Linked DNA regions of Mus musculus: regions 2, 3, 4 and 5 are each linked to region 1. Evidence: chromatin loops called from intact Hi-C (ENCODE). Cell type or tissue: heart. All regions are shown on one strand.

Region 1 (4,000 bases):
GGCAAAGGTTTGTATTTTAGGCAGATAACTTCCTGCTTCCGAAACATTTCTCATACGCAAACCCCAGAGCTATCCAAGGATCAAGTACAGTTGCCCAATGCCTAAGTAAAGGCGTCTAAGTGGCACTTGGCTGCCAGGTACTTGCTGGCTTCCATTCCACCTTTTAAAAAGATGTTCTTATTGAGGTTGCCCACAGCAACAGCAGGAGGGTCTGATCTCTTTCCTCTAGGTAATACCCCCTCCCCACCCCACCCCGCCCCAAACAACCTTTTGGGTTGGGTCTGCCTTCAAAAACCTGTCTTGCCAATGCTGCTTGAGAGACTTAGTCAGCTGCAAGGTCTGCAATGCAGAGCAAGCAAAGAGAGGGGAGGGAGGGAGGAAGGGAGGGAGGGAGGGAGGGAGGGAGAGTGAGTGGGTGGGGAGGGGGAGTGTCAACAATTGCATTTTGATAAAGCTGTCACTGAGTGTCCTTTTCAACTGACAATTGTTGCCAGAAAGTCTCGGAATCCGTCTTCAATCTGGGACTCCTAGGACTCCGCAGTAATCCCAGGAATAGACAGACAGGCTCGTGGCTTTTGTGAAAAATACCAGGTGCTCCCAGATGGGTGCTAACCTAGTCCCAGTGAGGCTGTTCTGGCCCTGGTGAGGAATGTGGCCACGGGGCATGATGGAGCCTGCTCTGAGAGATGATTTTTTTTTAACCCATTGGATGCACATATTCCATTCTGATAGATGAGATAGTTTTCTGCTTGAAAAGAGATGTTTCCTATTCTGTTCTTTAAGAAAGAAGGTGTGTGTGTGTGTGTGTGTGTGTGTGTTGGGGGTGCCTTTAAAAAACTGGCCTTTTTTTATGGCTGCAAAGTAGAAAAACTCTTTACATTTTAAAACTCCACATGAATAACCAAGTATAGGAAGGATTAGGGAATAAAGACACCAAGCCCCTGGGTTTACTGTGTTCTCAGAGTGGGTGCTCAGCAGGTCCCAGGCTGCCTGGCCGTCCCTTGCTGTTGCTCCCCTGAACAGAGGTTGTCCTTTTGAGAGAGTAAGTGGCTCCTGGAGACCAACACTGCTGATAAATACCAATGATTGCATTTCGTACTCTGAACATACAGCCCATCCTGTGTCTCTGAGTCCTCTTCCAGCCAGTGAGACACCAGAGAGCTGCTGTCTGTCTTCAGTGGCCGTGTTCTGTTCCCGATTAATGTGCTGGTGGCAGACCCAGGAGACAAGACTGACCCTCTCTTGGGTTCCTGTAGAAACTTCCCTCATGACTCAGTTGAGCTAAAAAGGCAGAATTACTATGGTCCCCTGTTGAGGGGACCTTGCATCTGGGGGTTACGCAGAAGTTCCTGCCTGAGGGGGAACTACAGAGATTTGGGGATCCCTGCTGGTGTGATGTACAAATAGGAATTTTAGTTTCAATTTGTCAGTGAGGACTTAGGAATGGTTCTATGATGGAGTGAGCTTTATTTATTTTATGCACGTAAGCACACAGTTGCTATCTTCAGCCACACCAGAAGAGGGCATCAAATCCCACTACAGATGGTTATGAGCCACCATGTGGTTGCTGGGAGTTGAACTCAGGACCTCTGGAAGGACAGTCAATGTTCTTAACCACTGAACCATCTCTCCAGCCCCTCCCCTGGAGAGATCCCTGCTGTCAACTGAAGTACTTACTAGAACCTTATAGGTCCCAAGCACTGTGTTCTGACTTTTCTTAAATGTAAGCGTTTCAGATGCATCTTTTTCTTATGACTCAAAGTATTAATAAGCTGGATCTTCCGACCTGCCGCAGAATCAAAGCTTGTCACAGGATAAAGCCAGCTCTGGAACATGGCCAGGTGTCTTCCTTTTACAGTTACATGGTTATGATGATGGCAGACACTCATTTTTAAAACAGATAAAATACAAAACCGTGTATGCTTATGTACATGTTTGTACACACCTCCAAAGCTTCAGAAATCTAATTTATGGCCATAAAAATGAGCAATGTGGGATTTCTGCAGAGCAGCTATTTGATTGACGGAAACAACACGAAATTAGGACTTTCAAGGGCTCCGTGGATGCCCACGACCTTTAGTTGTTTACTTTTCAAAATTATGTTACACTAAGCCTCATAAAGAAAATCCAAGACTACTTTTCATAGCATGCTCGAAGAATCAAAGGAACAACCGCTCCCCCTAGTGGCCAATGGTAAATTAGCAACAAAAAGAAATTGCATTAAAATTCCAAACACAGAGGAAAACCGTTCACTCCAGAGGAAGCGCAATCTAAGGGTAGGCACTGGGATACCGACTTTGTGCCTCTGTGTATTTCCAAGCAGTTCTTGGCCAAGCTGCTTCTCCTTTTTCTGTTGGAAGTGTGACGCACAAGTTTGTGGTTGGTTTAAAGGCATTTGGATTTTTTGCATGTAGCAAGGGTGCATATTTTTGTTATGATTCTTTGACACAGAGTCTTGGAACAAAACAAACAGATGTGAATACTCTCCTTAATTTATGATAAAAAGCCTAGGTCCAACAGAGAAAGTGCCATTGTGTTCTCCAGTTATCGCTGTGGTGTACCTGAGACACTCAATCAGTAGGAGGAGGTGACGTCAGCTTCACAGCTCTCCAGAGTCCAGCCTGCAGTCACTGTTCTGGCATTTGAAGCCTGGATGGGGTGGCACCTCGTATTGGGGTTTATTGCAAAGCAGATCCACTCCCCTCATCCCAAGAGTCAAAAGAGAGTAATTGCCACAATCCATTGCCAGGACACATTCCTGAGTACCTGAGATACCCCCCCCCCCTTGTGCTCTGTGTCCTAAAGGTCTGAAGTAGCCCCAGCTACTGTTACCCCAGGGTCCAAGCCTACTCATACGGACTGTGCACATCCAAACTAGGGAAGCTTGTAAAGGCTTTGTTTTGAACTGTGTGCACGCATGTGTGTGTTTTCATTCATCTTGTGCTGATGTGTGTGCTTGCATGGGCATGCTAGAAACCAACCTTTAGTGCTGTATTCTATGGGAATCTTCCATCTTGATTTCTGGGGTGTGGTTTCATACTGACCTAGGGCTCACAGATGACTGCCTCTACTGACAGGCAAACTCTGCTCCAGGGATTTACCCTCTCTGCTTCTCTGGGGCTGGCTAGGTGCTTAAATCATGTGGTAGCCCCCTTTACCTGGGTTCTGGGGACCCAAGCTTTTATAAGAAGCACTTCACTGATAGAGCCATCTTCCCAGCCCCTCCTGCGGTTGTTTTAGGTTCCTTTTTCTTTTCTTTTCTTTTCTTTTCTTTTCTTTTCTTTTCTTTTCTCTTCTCTTCTCTTCTCTTCTCTTCTCTTCTCTTCTCTTCTCTTCTTTTCTTTTCTTTTAAAGTACATACAATGTCAATGGCAACTATCTGGGACATTTTTCTATTAAAATGTGTTTATTGCTTAAAATGGCAAACTCAGCTCTAGAAAGTCATTGCAAGTTGAAACTTTCTAATTAATACGGTTTTAGACACATCTCTGAAGATTTTTTTCCGAATGAGAATAAACCAGTGGCCACAAAGGACAGGAAAAGAGAGTAAATCTCACATGATAGAGAAAGCAAAAGTGGGCATATCGTCATACATGCTTAGAGTTTTGAAGCTTACCAAATACAGTTCAGAGCTAGCAAGTCATTGGCCATGCACTTTTGCAAACACTAGGGGGCAGTGTTACAGACAGCAGGGAGACTGGACTGGACAGGAATTTAGATTTCTTGCTGCACTTACAAATGGGTACTGACACTTATGGGCTGTTTATATACGTCAGTTCCCACTATTTTCAGCATTCTGTTAAGAACTGAACATCCTTTAATAGGAGTTCTGTCCAGGGAATTGCTGGGGGGGGGGGGGGAGGAAGAAGGGGAGGAGGCAGAGAGGCATGGGAAGAGAGAGGAGAGAGAGAAAGGGAGGGAGGGAGAGGGAGAAAGAGAGGGAGAGGGAGAGAGGGAAGAGAGAAGAGAGAAGAGAGGGGGAGGGAATGCCAGATACAGG
Region 2 (4,000 bases), 280 kb before region 1:
AAGCGACAGAAGGAAGTCGAATCGTTGTTAGTGGCAGAGTATTTAGACCAGCTCCTGGAGCACCACGGTGATTAGTTTCCGTTGAGACAGATGGAAAACCACTGTCCATCTGTCCATCCATTCTCACCTACCTGTATGTGCAGCTTTCGTACCATTGCTAGAATCTTCTCCTCAAGAGAGATGCGTATTTCAGCGTTGTAGTACAACAAGACTGTGTGTACTTCAACAACTCGATAGCGGAGAAAGCAATCCTGGCCTTCGGACACCTTCTCGTCCTTGCTGTGTTTATAAACATCTTCAGTTAGGTCATTGTCAATTTGTGGTGCTAATGTCACAACCACCCAAAGAAACCATAGCCCAGCTTTAAGTCCATGAGCTGAACGACTGCTGACACCTTCGCTCTCCTCTGTAGCCTCTCATCCTGCCGCCGTGGCCCCGCCCAAGTTGACTGCCCATGTCTGGACCCTTAGGTTTCATGTCCATTTAGTTTATCTATGTAGTCATTTAAACATTTGTATGTGTGTGTGTGAGAGAGAGAGAGATGTCCACACATGTGCAGGTACCTGGAGAGGCCACAAGAGGGTGTCAGATAATCAGAACCTGGAGTTATAGATATCAGTGAACCTGTTAAATTAAATATTAATAAAGCCCAGCTTGGGTCACTACCCGCCCCAATGGTTTATGTTCCCGGATGAAAGGCACACACAGCCTTTATATTTTACTGTGCCTTTAACCGTACAATTGCAGGGTCACTGCCTAATCTCCATGCTGTTAATCTCGATTTACTGCTTACTATGTTCTATCTTGAACGCTCAGGACCCAGTTGGGCAGCCCTCTGGGCCACGCTCTTCCTGCTCCTTCACACGACGGCCATGCCTCTCTGTCCTGCACTCTTCTCAGACATTACATGTCTCCTCTCTCTTCTCCATATGCTACCAAGAAGGCAGATCTCCTCCTCCCCCCACCCATCCAAGCCCAGGAATCCTAAAATCCCGCCTCTGTCCGTCCTCCACGGCTCTTGGCTGTTGGCATCTTTATTTACCAATCAGAACCAACGGGAGGCAGGTTCCCAGAAGTTATGTGCAGACACTAGGATAGTTTTTTTGTTTTTGTTTTGTTTTTGTTTATTGTTTTTTTGTTTTTTTGTTTTTAAGATTTATTATAGGTAAGTACACTCTAGCTGTCTTCAGACACCCCAGAAGAGGGCACCAGATCTCATTAAGGATGGTTGTGAGCCACCATGTGGTTGCTGAGATTTGAACTCAGGACCTTCGGAAGAGCAGTAAGCCATCTCTCCAGCCCACTAGGATAGTTTTGAGGGGACACAATTAGCATTCGTAATACAATCAACTGCACGAACCTCTTAGTGTGGGCTCCGGGGAACAGAGCTCTGGTCCCCTGGAAGAGTGTTTTTATCCGCTGAGGCATCTCCCCACCGCCACCACCACACATATTTTTTTTCACATTTTTTTTAGTATGCTGCCCAAGCTGGCTTTCAACTCGCAATCTCTTTGTCTGTCTCCGATCAGGTGGCTTTCCAGTCTTCCCTGGCTCTGTGGTGGAGAGCGCTACCACCCCCTACCACCGCTAGGGGGCAGCAGCGAACGGTTTCTGGTGCTTGGAAGCCGATACTCGGCTACTATTTGATTATTTGGTCATTAAACTGTTGGTGGTGGTGGTTTGTTTTGTTTTGAGAAAGTGTTTCTCTGTGTAACAGTCCTGGAACATACTGTGTAGACCAGGCTGACCTCAAATTCACAGACATCTGACTGTCTCTGTCTCCCAAAGCCTGGGATTAAAGGCATGTACTACCTACCTGCCGGCCTAAATGACATTTTTTTTTCCTGAAGAAATTTGTGTTTCAGTCTAACCTTCATAACTGCCAGCATATACAGGTCTATGCTCTTGCGCTGCGCATCTCCACTAGCGCTTAAGTTAGACTTCTTTACTTCCTTCCAAGTGTTGGTGATTTTTCATTTTCTGTATAACCTTGCCTGAGTTTTATCCATTTTTGCGTGTTCTTGGAGGCTTCAGTTAGAATTCGCACTCACAGCTTCATTCTAAACATCAATAATTTCTGCTCTTCTTTGTCCAGCCTGCGTTTCCTCTATTCACAGCAGTTTAGCATCTTGTCGTGTGGGAGGTGAGTTATAAAATCTCCCTTGTGAGGGCTGAGGAGGTGTTTCCGGGAGCGAAGAAAGGGCTTGCTAGGCAAGCACAAGGGCCCACGCTTGCACGGGGTGCGGATAGCTGGCGCACATCTGCAATCCCAGTGCTCTGACGGTGGGAAGTGAGAGGGACGGGGGACTCCCAGAAGCCGTGGGCCACATCACCTGCTATATGTAACACAGCTGCAAACAGTAAAGAGGCCCGGCTGTCTCAAACAAAGGGTAAAGATGGGGAGCTTTAAGCTACAGAGCGGTAGTGCAATCGGTTTCCTGTGTGTGTGTGTGTGTGTGTGTGTGTTGTTGTTGTTGTTGTTGTTGTTGTTGTTGTTGTTTGGCTTTTGTTTTTTCCTCGCCTTAAGTTCATTTGTAAAAACAGCACAGGACACGTGTCATCTGCAAATAGTGTGTAGGTAGGTGTGTCACAGCAGTTTGTCTTCCCACTGGCAAGAGCCTTTTCTATGGCGCCTTCCCAGAGGCCTGGGCACCTTTGGGAGCCTGAGCTGGAGCTGCAGCCTCTGCCTTGGGCTTTGGTTGGCAGAGCCTACGACCCTTAGCCACGTAGCTTTGAATCCGCTTCCCAAGCTTGGGGTGAGTGATGAAAGCCAGATGCTGAGTTTGAGGCCGGGGCCCTTTGGCATCTTGGGATTTGACTGCCTTCGGCTTCACAAGAGCCTCGATGGCGTCTGTGCGTGCACTCACTGCCTTTGCATTGTTAACTGGCATCTTCTGCAGGCTTTTCTTGTGCTTCTTGGCAAAGCGCATCTTCCTCACAAACCTGCGGTCAACCCCCTCAAGAGACTCGGGCTGGAGAGATGGCTCAGCGGTTAAGAGCACTGATTGTTCTTCCAGAGGTCCTGAGTTCAAATCCCAGCAACCAACCACATGGTGGCTCACAACCATCTGTAATGAGATCTGATGGCCTCTTCTGGAGTGTCTGAAGACAGCTACAGTGTACTTACATATAATAGATAAATAAATCTTTTTTAAAAAGAGAGATTTGAATTTTTGTGACTTGGGTTTCTTGATGCCGTTTCTGTGCCATTTGCAGGACTGGTTGTGTGTGGTGTGGTTCTTGGACTTGGCCGTGTCTGCACGGTAACCCGTGGCTCCCACAGCATCTGGGACCAGAAGAGAAAGCGTCCTGTGTGTGGTTTTAAGTCGTTAAGCATGTGCTAGTTTGTTTCAGCCATCTCTTCCTGCTGTCTAGCTGTTTAACCAAGGAGGATCCTTGTTTCTGGAGACAGAGGCTGATCATCAGAAGAAAGAACCAGAACAGGAGTCCGGGCGTGGTGGCGTACGCCTTTAATCCCAGCACTTGGGAGGCAGAGGCAGGCATATTTCTGAGTTCAAGGCCAGCCTGGTCTACAAAGTGAGTTCCAGGACAGCCAGGGCTATACAGAGAAACCCTGTCTCAGAAAACAAAACAAAAAAAAAAAAAAAAAAACCAGAACAGGGTTCGACACGTGGGAAGGAACAACTTGGAAGGTGGGTAAACCAGCTGGGGTGGCCCAGGAAAGCTCTCACACATTATGTAGGTATCCATGCAGGTAGTTTAACAAGAGTGGGGAGACAGCATGAAGCTAGAAAGGGGACCTCTTCTCTAGAAACTTGGTCTTAAAAGATATATCACAGAGCTTGGATTATAGCTGAGTGGTAGAATGTTAGCCGAGAATGTTGCTCAGCCTTGGTTTGGCTCCAGGGCACAGAAAGAGGGGAACAAAAGATGAATGGAAGGACGGACCCAGCCTGTGCCAATTTTCCTGACCATTGACTCTCGCTTGTAGGACTCTTTCACAGCCTGGTTTCTTTCTTCCCCTCTCCGACTGCATTGA
Region 3 (4,000 bases), 130 kb before region 1:
TTTTTTACCTGCAAACTTATGGTTTCTTTCTTTCTTTCTTTCTTTCTTTCTTTCTTTCTTTCTTTCTTTCTTTCTTTCTTTTTGATGTCTGAGAATACTCCATTGTGTAAATATACCACAATTTCTGGCTATGACAAGGAGCTGCAATGAAGATGGGTAAACAAGTAACCAACTCTGTGGTAGGATGAAATGTCCTTTGGGTGGATGCCCAAGAGTGGTAGAGCTGGATTTTGAGGTAGATCAGTCCCTGCATTCCTGAGGAACTGCCACGTCTCTTTACATAATGGCTGTCCAAGCTTCCAGTCTCAACAGGCCTGGATGAAGTGTCTCCCGTGTCTCCCTTACTCCGTATCCTCACGGATGTGAGATGTCATTTGTTTTATTGATCTTAGCCATTCTGATAGGTATAAGACTGAGGGACTGGGTTTGAAGAAGAAGCTGGAGTTATCATAGAGAGAGGAGCCTCCCTTGAGGAAATGCCTCCATGAGATCCAGCTGTAAGGCATTTTAATCCTGGGTTCTATTAGAAAGCAAGCTGAGCAAGGTAGGGGAAGCAAGCCAGTAAGCAGCACCCCTCTATGGGCTCTGCATCAGCTCCTGCCTCCAGGTTCGTGCCCCTTGTGAGTTCCAGTCCTGACTTCCTTTGGTGATGAACAGCTATATGGAAGTGTAAGCTGAATAAACCCTTTCCTCCCCAGCTTGCTTCTTGGTCCTGATGTTTTGTGCAGCAATAGGAACCCTGACTAAGACAGAAGGGGAGTGAAGATCTGTAATTCACAGGCTAATTCACTGACTTATTTGTTTCTGTCGGGCATGGCTGGCAGGTTCCCAAGCAATTCAATATATGCTTATTTTGATCATTACATCATCTTCTGGATTTGTCTTGGTCCCTGACCCATCTGTACCCAGTCAGATGAGTGAGATGAAATAATGTATTCCAAAGCAGTAGCAAATAATAGGTTCCCGGTATTCAGGTTATGACATGGAATTCTTAATTGTATTCGCACCAACTGTAATATAGAGTTGTAAGATTCTGTGAAATACGGTTTAAATTGGTTTTAAGGGTGTGATTTCTTTTCCAGTCTCTTTTATTTCATCAGCTGTTAGAATAGGGGCATCAGAAATAATACGTGACCTGGACTATGGGCAGTTGAGAACTGCTCCTTTGGATGCGGTAGAGCTATAACTATCTGATTTTCATGAAAGTTTTCTATAACATCAAAAGACTATGAAGCAAGCCCACTAATCTCACTTGGGTGTGGGCCAAATAGAAGCAGCCATACTTCTGGTTCATTTGCATGTTGGTACTGTTAGGATACTTTGACAACCAAGACGCTCTCTTCAGAACGGGTCTCGGTAGCTCTGTCTAAAATCATTTAGGATCCTTGCTGTTGCTAAGTAAAACACAGGGATTTGGGGAAGATCAAAGGCATGATTCACCAGTCCCTCATGTGTGAAGAGTCCTGCCAATATCACTGGCCTCTAAAAAGAATTGTTAGTCTAGTGAAAGAAAATTACCCCGCCCTAGACAGCCACACCGGTAGAGTTTCAGGGAAGGAAGTATCAAAAAGGAGTCCGCCCACTTGCTAGCTAGCCTCTTTGAACGCCTGTCTCTCCCTGTTTTTCTAATCCACTTGGATTATATCGTTATACTTTAATGGACACAAGGCTGAACAATCAGGAAAGAAAGGAGACCCAGGAAAACAGGAAAGTCCTGCTACGTACGCACCTGCCCGAAACTTCCAACACACATAGAAATGGAACAGGGACATTAAGCCATATCCGAGAGAGAGCAGTGCGTACAACTAAGCTGGGTCTTAGAAGCTATAGCGTAGATGCTCGTTAGATACCTGGCAGAGCATGCGTGTATTAGACAGCAAGCTGGACTCAGTGTTTTATTTCCTGTCTATACCTGCCTGAATCTTCAGGCACACAAGCAGATGTGCAAACGTCAGTGTGTCATTTTGCAATGAGAAGCATCAAGGACTTCAAAGGAAAGTGTATTTCCTGAGCTGTTTGCACAGCACAAGGAAAAAAAAGGCTAGTTAGTATGTGACTTTGACGTCTACGTTACACTGTTTCCACTGTTGTCTGCTGGCTGTGGGTCCCAGCTTCTCTTTGGAAGTGTTGGGCAGATAGAGGAAGGAAACATGGTGGTGGTGTGATGGTTAGCACTACGTTTTACATTTAAATTACTGTGCCTAAGAGATCTATGAGACAAAAATGCCTCCGTCCTGTAAGCCCCACCTGCCCGAGGAGATAGCGTTCTGGGATGCCGGAGCCTGTTCGCATAAGACAACAAGCCAGGTGTTTTCACTCTGTAAACAAGCATGGGTCCTTCAACTGCCCAGGATGGGCTTGATCACACCCAGTGGTAGCCAGAAGGTGCTTAGGCAGGAAGTACCGCAGGATGTACGCTCGTTCCTGATTGGACGAAAATGGGAACTATGTAGCCAGCATGGGTTTTGCCTTTATAAGTTCCTGAAATACTGGGTATAGATCTCTTAAGTATTCATGAACCCGGTCAATATTTTTAATAAAAGCTTGCTTCAACTTTGGCTCAAAAATTGTGGTAGCGGGCTTATTCTTACCCAGTGGGATAAACAGTGGTTGTGCCAGAGATAACCCCCAAATCATCACTAGCCTAAGTTAAAGATGAAAAGCAAAATTCCACTGACTACCTGTTCCACCTGTGGTTTCACACAACGTGGGGCACAGTCTATGCCAACACCCCACAGAGAGGGTTCTCTCAGCTGTACCCGAAGAACCATCACTATATGTCCTTTCTAATTTAAAGCAAACCTTTGGGGTGCAAGGGTGTGGCCTAGCTGGCAGAGAGCGGATCTAGAACATACCAAACCCCAAGTTTGTTCTCTAGCCCTGCATAAGCTGGTCATGACGGTGCTCAAGCCTACAGTCCCAACAATCAGAAGGCAGAGGCAGGAGGATCAGGAGTTCCACCATCCTTGGCTACAAAGCACATTCAAGGCCCCCCCTGGACTCATGAAAGCTTGTCTCAAAAATACAATAACAGAGGGAGGGAGGGAAGGAGGGAGGGAGGGAGCAGGGTGTGTGTGTGTGTGTGTGTGTGTGTGTGTGTGTGTGTGTGTATGTGTGTAAGGAGGCCCAGCTTGTTTAACCAATAATAACTGAATCTGATCTCAGGGCAGTTTCACTTTAAGCTCTGGGAGAGTCTGGTGTGGAGTAAAGCTCTACAAGGAACTGGCTGGGTGACCCCGGAAGGTCAGAGATCAGAGGTCAGATTCCAGGGCTTCCAGGAAAACAGCCCGTTTTATCTTGAAGTCCCTAGGTATTTTTGATGTTGAAGAATAATGAAGAATGTTAAAGCATGTTATTTCCAAGAGTTAGCAAGTGTGTCATGTCAGTTCCCCAGCCCACAGCAGAAATCCCCAGCGGCCTGGTCAGAGAAATAAAACGAGTCGAACCATTCGGGTATGTCTCCCGAATGGCAAAAAGAAGTTGTTTTACTTTTTTAATTTTATTTTATTATTTTTTTATTTGTTGTCTTTTGGCACTCGAGCCTTGGCCAGGAAACTACTGGGTTAGTTTTCCGTAGAATTTTATGTAGAAGATAACTTAAAAAAAAAAAAATTGTTTGCTGTTAACCTGCCCGTGCTTTCCCCATGGTAAGCGACTTTCATTTTAAAAATAGAGCAGTTCCAGGAGAGTTGACCGGGCTCTGTGTCCTCTTATGAGAGTTACTTATTTTAAAAATAGAACCGTCTCAGATTGGTATCAAATACCTGATGGCCGGGTCTTTAATCGGTGCCGAACAAGTAAGTAGCCTGCCTATGGGGTGGCGTTTCCTCCTCTGTGAACTCCTGGAGTCTCGCTTTTCATTTGGATAATTTCATTGCACACAGCTTAAACCATCTTCTTAGGTTATATTTAACTTCTCTAAGGGCTGGAGAATTTTCTAATTTGGGAGTTTAAAAAAAAAAGGAGGTTGCCATTGGTAAGTAGTTAACACTTAACATTT
Region 4 (4,000 bases), 73 kb before region 1:
TCACATGACATTTTATTTCCTCAACTTTCCAGATTCAAATATCCTTTCTTTATATAGTACCAGAAGGAGTTTAATTCATTTGGCCTGTTTCCCTTGACCCAACACCAGGCAGTCTGGCCTAGTTCCCCTTGATGCAGAGATAGAGATCTCCTGTCTGAAGAGAATAACTGAACTCACAGAATGTGCCCCCAGCTCAGCTTCTCTGGGCTCCACCACACCTCCTGTGATGTGGGCGTTGTATTTTTTTTTCCAGGTGGTAGGACAGTTAAATTTCTGTCCAGAGTCATGGCTTAAACATCAAGAACCAAAGTCTGTGGTCTAGTAGTGAAAACTCCTTTTGTGGTAACTGTTTGACAAAGCCTGGGTATATCTTTATCTCAGAGGTACGACAATTACAAAGGACAGAGCCAGGTTCTAACATCTTTGGTAATGGCGTTAGCTTGGGGCATGTAGTAGGGTTACATGTATTGTCTGTCTTCTTTCTGGCATGTGTGTTGATGGCTCAGCGGGTAAAAGCACTGATCATGCAAACACAAGAGTCTGAGTTCAAACCTCCCAGAATCCATGTAAGAGTTAACCACATAGTATTATTCATGTGCATACACACACATGCATACATACACACACATGCACACATGTGCACACATGTACAAGCACACACACACACACACACACACACACACACACACTAAAAGCAGGTTCACTCTACCCCAGTAGGTTTTCTCTCTGACTGGAAGAGTTTGTGCAGCAATTTCCCATAGTGCTTTTTTTTTTTTCAGCTCAGAGAAGAACGTCCATTGGTTTTTCTGAGATTTTTCTAACTCATAGCTGGGGTTATTAATATTGAGAATCTCAGTTGAAAATTTTATGTGGTTTCTGATGGAGAAGAATGTTTTTAAAATCTGTCTTGTTTCAGGATGATTGTTGGCAATGATAACAGAGTCGTCTCAGTTTTTTTTTTTTTTTTTTGACCAAACAAGGAGTTTTCTAGTTGCATATGTAAATATACATTAACTTAGACAGCCAATGCTGTCCATAATTTCTCATGCAAGGGTAGAGGCTTTGTCAAAGGAATTAATGTTAGACCAGATTACTACAGGGAAAATAAAGTATATAAGTTGTATTTTAATACTGAGTATCAACTTATTAATTCATGTGTTCATTGACAGCTTCATACATGTATGTAATGAATTTTAGTCATTTTTATCCTCATACCCTGTCTCACCCCTCCTTCCTCTTCCTGCCAAGCCAACACCCTCCCACTTCCATGTCTTTCTGTGCCCATCTCCCACACGTGCTTGCATGAATGTAGGTGAGAAGTTTTCTGCTGGATCATGAGAAACTTTTCAGTGGCTACACCACTGGGGAAACCACCCCACTCTGACCCCAGGCCCTACCAGTGGCTCCTCAGAGACTGGTGGGGCCCACCAGGTAGAGAGACTCCAAGTGTTTAAACCTGGACATGTGGAGGACATTGCACTATTTTTTAAAAATTGTACTACGTTACTTATTTTCATTTTGTGCATGCAGTACCCATGGAGGCCAGAAGGGGACAAATGGATCCCTTCAGAACTGACAGTCGTTAGTGGCCATGGGGGTGCTGGGAATTGAACTCAGGACCTCTGGAAGAATAGTCAGTGGTCTTAACCACTGAGCCATCTTTCCAGACCTGACATTTCACTTTCAAACCATAACTAAACTCTATCCATCCATCCATCCATCCATCCATCCATCCATCCATCCATCTATTTACATCAGGTCCAAGAATTTCATGCAATGAGTATCATATTCAGACTCCCACCCTCAATTCTTTCTAAGTTATTTCCCTCTTCCCTTCACTCCCAATTTTGTATTTCCAGTCCCACCATGTGCCACCAAATCAAGGTCAGTATTTGGTGTTCAAATATTATTGCAACCTTCCATTGTCTTGTGATCAACTCATCGGGCACTCCATTCCCAGAGAAAAGTAAGTGATAGCTCTTTTCCTAGCATCCAACAATTAATTGCCAATAACTCCTTTTTTCAGCCACAAGCATAAGACTTTATTCAGCCAGCCATGTTTATGGTTCCTTTCCCCTCCCACACCCCACTCCCCTCATGCTATTTGCTCCGTTGCCAGCTCCACGGTACCAATGCATTGTGGGTTTGCTCCAATTTACCTAGTAACCAGACTGACCTAGAGTGGTGTGCCGACATCCCAAAGCCCTTCCTTGCAGACTTGGTTCTCTTATTTTAGCCCAGAAGAGTCTTCTTTTCTGAAATGTGTTACCGTTTAGGTTTTCCAGCCAAGATGAGAACTAGCAATGGCACTGGAGGAAGAGAAACCTGGGAGGAGAAGGGCTTTCATCATCTGCTGAACACGAGCCTTCCGCAGCTGCCTTCTAATGCGGTCCAAGGAGAGTTTGTCCATATTGACCTTAGAATGGTCCGGGGTTTGTGTGCAGATAAGATACCCAGTACTTGTGGATGTCCACCATTTATTAAGTCTCCAGTTTCTTTAGTAAGAATCTCTTTTAGGGGCTGGGGAGCTGGCTCAGAGGTTAAAGTGCTGACTGTTCATACATGTGTGAAGAATATAGTTCCTGAGCAGCCATGGAATTGTCGTGTGGGTGTGGAGTGTGGAGGCTCATCTGTAACCCTGGAGTTTATGGGGAGACAGAATATCCCAGAAGCAAGCCTGGTAGCTAGAGTAGCCAAATTATCGACCCCTGGGTTGAATGATGGAGTTCCGTCTCTATGAATAAGGTGGAGAGAAATCAAGGAAGACACCTACATGAACCTCTGCCCCTTAGTGGGTGTATATACATGTGTGCCTACATATATGCAGGCATGCACGTACCCATGTAACACACAAGCGAGAAAGGATCTTTTTATTTGTTTATTTTTTGTTTGCTTGCTTCTTTGTTTTCCAAGACAGGGTTTCTCGGTGTAGCCCTGACTGTCCTGAAACTTCCTCATGTAGACTGGGCTGGCTTCGAACTCAGAAATCCACCCGTCTCTGCCTCCCTAGTGCTGGGTTTAAAGCTGTGCACCACTGCCACCTGATGAAAGAGCCTCATTTAACCAGACAACTTTTTAAAGTGATGGCGACTTATGGAATGCTCGTGTGACCACATCCTTCTGTTTCATCAACAGAAACAGGCATGCCACAGGCATATTCCCCTTTGTTCATGAATGCTGTTGTTTACAAAGAAAGCCCCTTTGTACAAACCTACTTATGTTCACACCAGAAAACGTCGCAAAAACAAAAACACAAAAAAACCAAAACCAACCAAACCAAACAAAAACCACTTAGAACTTTGAGCAGAAAAGCATGAGGGTCATTTCAGTGGAATTTCAAGTTCACCTATCTAGTTCCCTTAGTGGCTTGCATTTCCATTTTTAACATAAGTTACAGAAAATGGAGAGCCAAATAACACTTTATTCTTCATGGGGGTTCAATGGCCAACCTCCCCGTTCCTTATAGAAGAGGCTTCAGATCCATGCGTTTGTTTCCATCTTCCAGGTTGCTATGTGTTAACACTTATCTTCCTATGTAGGTCTCCTCATCCTTCCATAGGTTCTTGGAGACATGCTAGCTATATGTATGTCCATGCAAGGATGCTCGCCCTGCTATCTACAGAGTTTTCTATTGAGTCATATCATCACGGTGAAGCCTTAGGAGGGTTGAAAAATCCATCTTCAGTCTTCCTTAGGCAGATGAGAAGAAGCAGGCAGCAGCTGGGATCAGGGACCAGTCAGCACAGGCGAGGACTCAGTGAGCCTTGTGTTACACAGAACATAGCAAGCAGTTCAGGGCATAAGTGCAAATGGCTCAAAGCCAGACGGTGGGTGCATAGCCAAAGCTGGGGTCAAAGGTGAAAGGGAAAGCTAGTGTCACAGTTTCGAACAAACAGCGGTTGTGGGACATGGGGCACAAGTTGACATTTTTGAATTTAGCATAGGGGATGGACCATAAGAGGCCAAGTGACCTATGCAGAAATCTGGCCCCAAAGCACGC
Region 5 (4,000 bases), 200 kb before region 1:
AGCTAACATTGCTAAACTCTCTAGTGGGCACAGTACGTTGATGCTTTTCCCAGAGAAGAAACTGAATTCCAAATCCTCCACAGTGTCCTTAACTGGTGACAGAAAAATACTTAGAGTCATAGGCACCAAGAGCACCATGTCGTCCCTCTCTTTTATTTCATGTTCGTGGTACATTTTCTGATGTTTGTTTGTACCCACGTCACCTGCTTCCTTAGCCAGCGTGTCCTATTTATCATCGTTTCTTTAGAAGGACCTAGCTAGCATTGGGGAGATGGGGGAATGTTTTTTGTAATGGTCAGAGAGTAAATCATGTAAGAATCACAGACCAGTGTATCTCAGCCTTCCTAATACACTTGCCTAATAAACTTCCAATGCACTTCCTCATGTTGGGGTGACCCCCAACCATAACATTATTTCATTGTTACTTTGTAACCGGAACTGTGCTACTGTTTGTAATGTAAATATCTGATATGCAGGATATCTGATGTATAACCCCCGTGAAAGGGTCATTCGACCCCCCAAAGCGCTCACAACCCATATGTTGTGAACCACTGGCGTAGACTCCTCTAGAACTTGACTCTGCTACTGCAGCTCAAGGTTAAGTCCAGTTTGCAAATGAGCCACCTCCCTTGGTTCTGTTCCAATACAACTTTATAAAGACAGGTAGCAGACTGGGTCTGGCCAGTGCTTGGGGACCCCAGTCTTCAAGTCTGACAGTTTTAACCACCAGGGCAGGCTGTCCAGTAGAGAGCATCGATCCTGGCCTCAGTGGCTCTTTGTATGAATGTTTGTATCCTGCTTCTGTTTTCTAGCCAGGAGGATTAAGCAGAAACTCCTACCTACTCTAGACATTGGGGCCTCGGGCCGTCTCCCTGCAGAAAAGATAGCAGAAGTTGATGGAACTGAGCCGAGCCTCCCCTTAGAGTAGTGGCTCTTAACATTTCCTAATGCTGAGACACTTTAATACAGTTCCTCATGGTGTGGTGACACCCCTCCCCAACCGGAAGATTATTTTCATTGTTACTTAGTAACTGCAAGTTTGCTACTATAAACCACATTGCAAGCATCTGAATTTCTGATGCTCTTAGGTGACCCCTGTGAAAAGGTCGTTCCACTCCCTCAAAGAGGGGGGACCCGTTCCCTTAAAGCATCTTTTAGAGGCCACACCTAATTGCACAGGGAGCAGGGAGGTTCAGTCCTCTCGTGAGCCTAGAGGACAAGAGGCAGGTGCTGCCTAATGACCGGGAGCATTCTGAGAAGTGAGTCCTTGTGCAAACAGCCAAGTGTGCACTCACGCTAACCTGGGCTGTGTAGGTCAGTCACTTGACCCAGCTTCTTGATGCAGTCAAGAGACAAGGCAAATATGAGATGTGAGGCTGAGCCAGAGTCAACCTATCATATGGCCTTAGGATAAATATTGTTTAAAAAATGCAGGTAGGGAAGGTTACTCCAAGGACACACAGTATCAGTTTGATGAACTCAAATCAGTAGCATTGTTACAAAGTATTAGCACTGTTAGTAGTATGTGTCACTTTCATATGCCTGCCAGGGCTGCAGAGTTAACTGGGGGCAGTATTGCCATAGTTGGCAGAGGAGGAATGTTTTGAACCAAGGGGTTACAGTGGCCAGCTGATGAACATAACCATCTGCAGACATCTTTGAGGTATGTGTCTGTGGCACCAGAACTCAAGGTCACCCTTGGCTACAGGACATTTGGGGCCACCCTGGGCTACATTTGCCCCAGTTTCAATAAAGAAACCAAGAGATGGTGTTTAACAAGACCCAATGGCATAAATTGGTTTCATGTTAGACATTGTTAGTTTTGAAGGATTTCTAAGTTTTTATATTCTACCTTCTGTTGTCTCTTCTTAACATACGTATATATGGTTTTACAGGAAATCCTAGTCTTATAAAAATACTTAGATATTGTCAATTATTAACATATTAAGTGGCAACTACGTTGGAGTAACTATTACTGTTCTAATCAGTGATTTGTGTAAAAAACTATCAAATTAATTTTGTGTTACATGGGCTGAGAATGTAGCTCAGAGGGCTTGCCTCGCATGTACAAAAAACATGATTTTAGCCTCAGGACCACCTGAGCCAAAAGTGATGGTGTATGTCTATAATCCCAGTTCTGTCAGTTTCTGTGGAGGTGGAGGCAGGAGGATCAGACCAGAGATTCAAGGTTTCCTCAGGTATATAGTGAGTCTGGGGACAGCTTGAGCTACATAGAATCAGGTCTCCAGAGAGATGGAGAGAGAGAGAGAGAGAGAGAGAGAGAGAGAGAGAGAGAGAGAGAGAGAGAGAGAGAGAGAGAGAGAAAGAGAGAGAGAATATCACGTCAGCCAGTAGATGGCACTGTGGTGTCATGCTTGAAGAGAAGCTACAGGCGTGACCATTTGTCCTCACTGCAATCTGGCACAATTAAGGCAAAAATGACTTCATATTTCATTTAGAAAAATACAATTTAATAAACAAGCAGATAGGCTTTAACAGAGTTCTGGCAAGCCTTTCTTCCTTGTTTATAACCAGCATCCCCATTGCCTTTGGTGTCTTAGCTTTCCCCGAGGTTAAGCATGTCTTCTTCACCCCGTTCCGTGTATAAACCCAATTACTTGACCACGAGTGTTGCAGTTTACAAGCACCCAGATGTTTTACTGTTATCATTCCTTCGGTTCAAAGTATATCCATGAAAAAGTTTGTGTGGTCTATGATGACACACACATGTATGTATATATGTCTATGTATGTACACATGCACCGCCCTCCCCCTCCCCCACTACAGTTTCAGCCAGCTGCAGAGTATAATATGTTACAAAGTCTAAAATACCAGGGCTAGGACCTAGCCCAAGTTGTAGTGTGCAAGCCCAGCATGCAAGAGTCTCTAGATTCCATTCCCAGCACATATAAAATTGTGTGTGACTGCACATAACCCCAGCACGTGGGCAGTAGAGGCAGAAGGATCAGAAGAAGGTCAAGGCACTTCTTGTCTACCTAGCTGGAGTCCAGATCCTAGTTCAAATAATAAAACAAAGTAAGTTTCCATGAAAGTACTCCCTGCAGGTCTCTTCTGCATGTCCTGCCTGCTGGCACTGCGGTCCACAGCAGCGTGGCTCGCTCTGAGCACTCTGCGCAGACTCTCTTGGTAGCTTCAATAGGGATGTCCGGAGAACACCGCCTAGACTCCTCTTCCTTGCTCTTTGCAGCTTCTCTGGTACTTCTCGGCTGTGGCTGTCGCGGTGCTTGCTTTCTTGGCTGTGGTAGTGTATGCTGACCCACATTCCCTCTTTTCCAGAAGGGACAACTCCCTGAATGTTGAAGTCCCACGGATCACAATGACCTCCCACAGTTTTCTTTCAATCCAGAAATCAAGTCTTTGGCTCTCTCCATCTTGGGGTCTGCATGAGGGGGTTTGCATTTTGACAAATGATACAGGCCCCAAACCGGGGCACTCCATATTTTCCTCCCACAAAAAGCTTTCTGAAAGCAAACTCACTTCTCAGGATATTCCCAGATTTCTCGTGGCTCCATAAGTCCCAGATCTTCAACACTGTCCTGTGTGATCTGTCCTCAGTTTGAGCATTCCTCGCATCTTGTGGGTGTCAGCCTCAGCAGGCTTTTTATCTAATTTGCTACACAGGCCTTTGGCAACCAACCTGTAGACCTTGGGGCACACTCTCCTTTCTGCCTGGTGTTCCCCATGCAGCACTGCATGAACTTGGCCACGCCCACTGTTAGTCACATGTCCCCACAAACTCCTCCCCTGTCCTCCCAGGTGACCTGGGGTCTTCCTTCTGTGGCAGATCCTTACCTAGTTCCTATCTATTCCAGCACATTTTTCCCCCCTCAGCTCTGAATGCGTTTTTGCACACTGCCGTTTTCTGCGGTGTGATAGGCCACGCAGTGCAGTCTGACCAGCTGGCTCTCTGTTGTATTCCCAGCAACCTTCCGGGGACGGCCGGGCTGGCATCCACTTACTGAGAACTGTGGGAAACAAG

Evidence for each region. Peaks named below come from ENCODE experiments on the same cell type or tissue, not always from the same donor. Only the 100,000 strongest peaks of a DNase experiment are listed, where the experiment ranks them.
Region 2: it touches region 1 in a loop (4-fold over the local background); 17 of 42 quality-filtered maps call a loop at or near these places.
Region 3: a loop joins it to region 1, with 3 times the contacts of the local background. A loop is called at or near these places in 15 of 42 quality-filtered maps.
Region 4: a loop joins it to region 1, with 2.6 times the contacts of the local background. A loop is called at or near these places in 3 of 42 quality-filtered maps.
Region 5: a loop joins it to region 1, with 8 times the contacts of the local background. A loop is called at or near these places in 32 of 42 quality-filtered maps.

The regions. Positions count from the first base shown.
Region 1 is chr10:69,652,848-69,656,847 of GRCm38, forward strand. All of the region lies in intron 1 of Ank3 (ankyrin 3, epithelial), which reads left to right. Among named protein-coding and RNA genes, the nearest start is that of Gm33464, 92 kb to the left of the region's middle. In heart, CTCF peaks have their summits at 2,203 (motif pointing left) and 3,661 (motif pointing right); no DNase peak of the experiment used is centred here; H3K4me3 peaks cover 487 bases; H3K27ac peaks cover 1,480 bases.
Region 2 is chr10:69,370,062-69,374,061 of GRCm38, forward strand. No RefSeq gene overlaps it. Among named protein-coding and RNA genes, the nearest start is that of Cdk1, 19 kb to the left of the region's middle. In heart, a CTCF peak has its summit at 1,582 (motif pointing right); no DNase peak of the experiment used is centred here.
Region 3 is chr10:69,525,705-69,529,704 of GRCm38, forward strand. No RefSeq gene overlaps it. Among named protein-coding and RNA genes, the nearest start is that of Ank3, 6.0 kb to the right of the region's middle. In heart, no CTCF peak of the experiment used is centred here; no DNase peak of the experiment used is centred here; H3K4me3 peaks cover 367 bases; H3K27ac peaks cover 1,043 bases.
Region 4 is chr10:69,580,177-69,584,176 of GRCm38, forward strand. All of the region lies in intron 1 of Ank3 (ankyrin 3, epithelial), which reads left to right. Among named protein-coding and RNA genes, the nearest start is that of Gm33464, 19 kb to the left of the region's middle. In heart, a CTCF peak has its summit at 1,518; a DNase peak (open chromatin) is centred at 3,925; H3K27ac peaks cover 475 bases.
Region 5 is chr10:69,450,002-69,454,001 of GRCm38, forward strand. No RefSeq gene overlaps it. Among named protein-coding and RNA genes, the nearest start is that of Ank3, 82 kb to the right of the region's middle. In heart, a CTCF peak has its summit at 2,372 (motif pointing right); no DNase peak of the experiment used is centred here.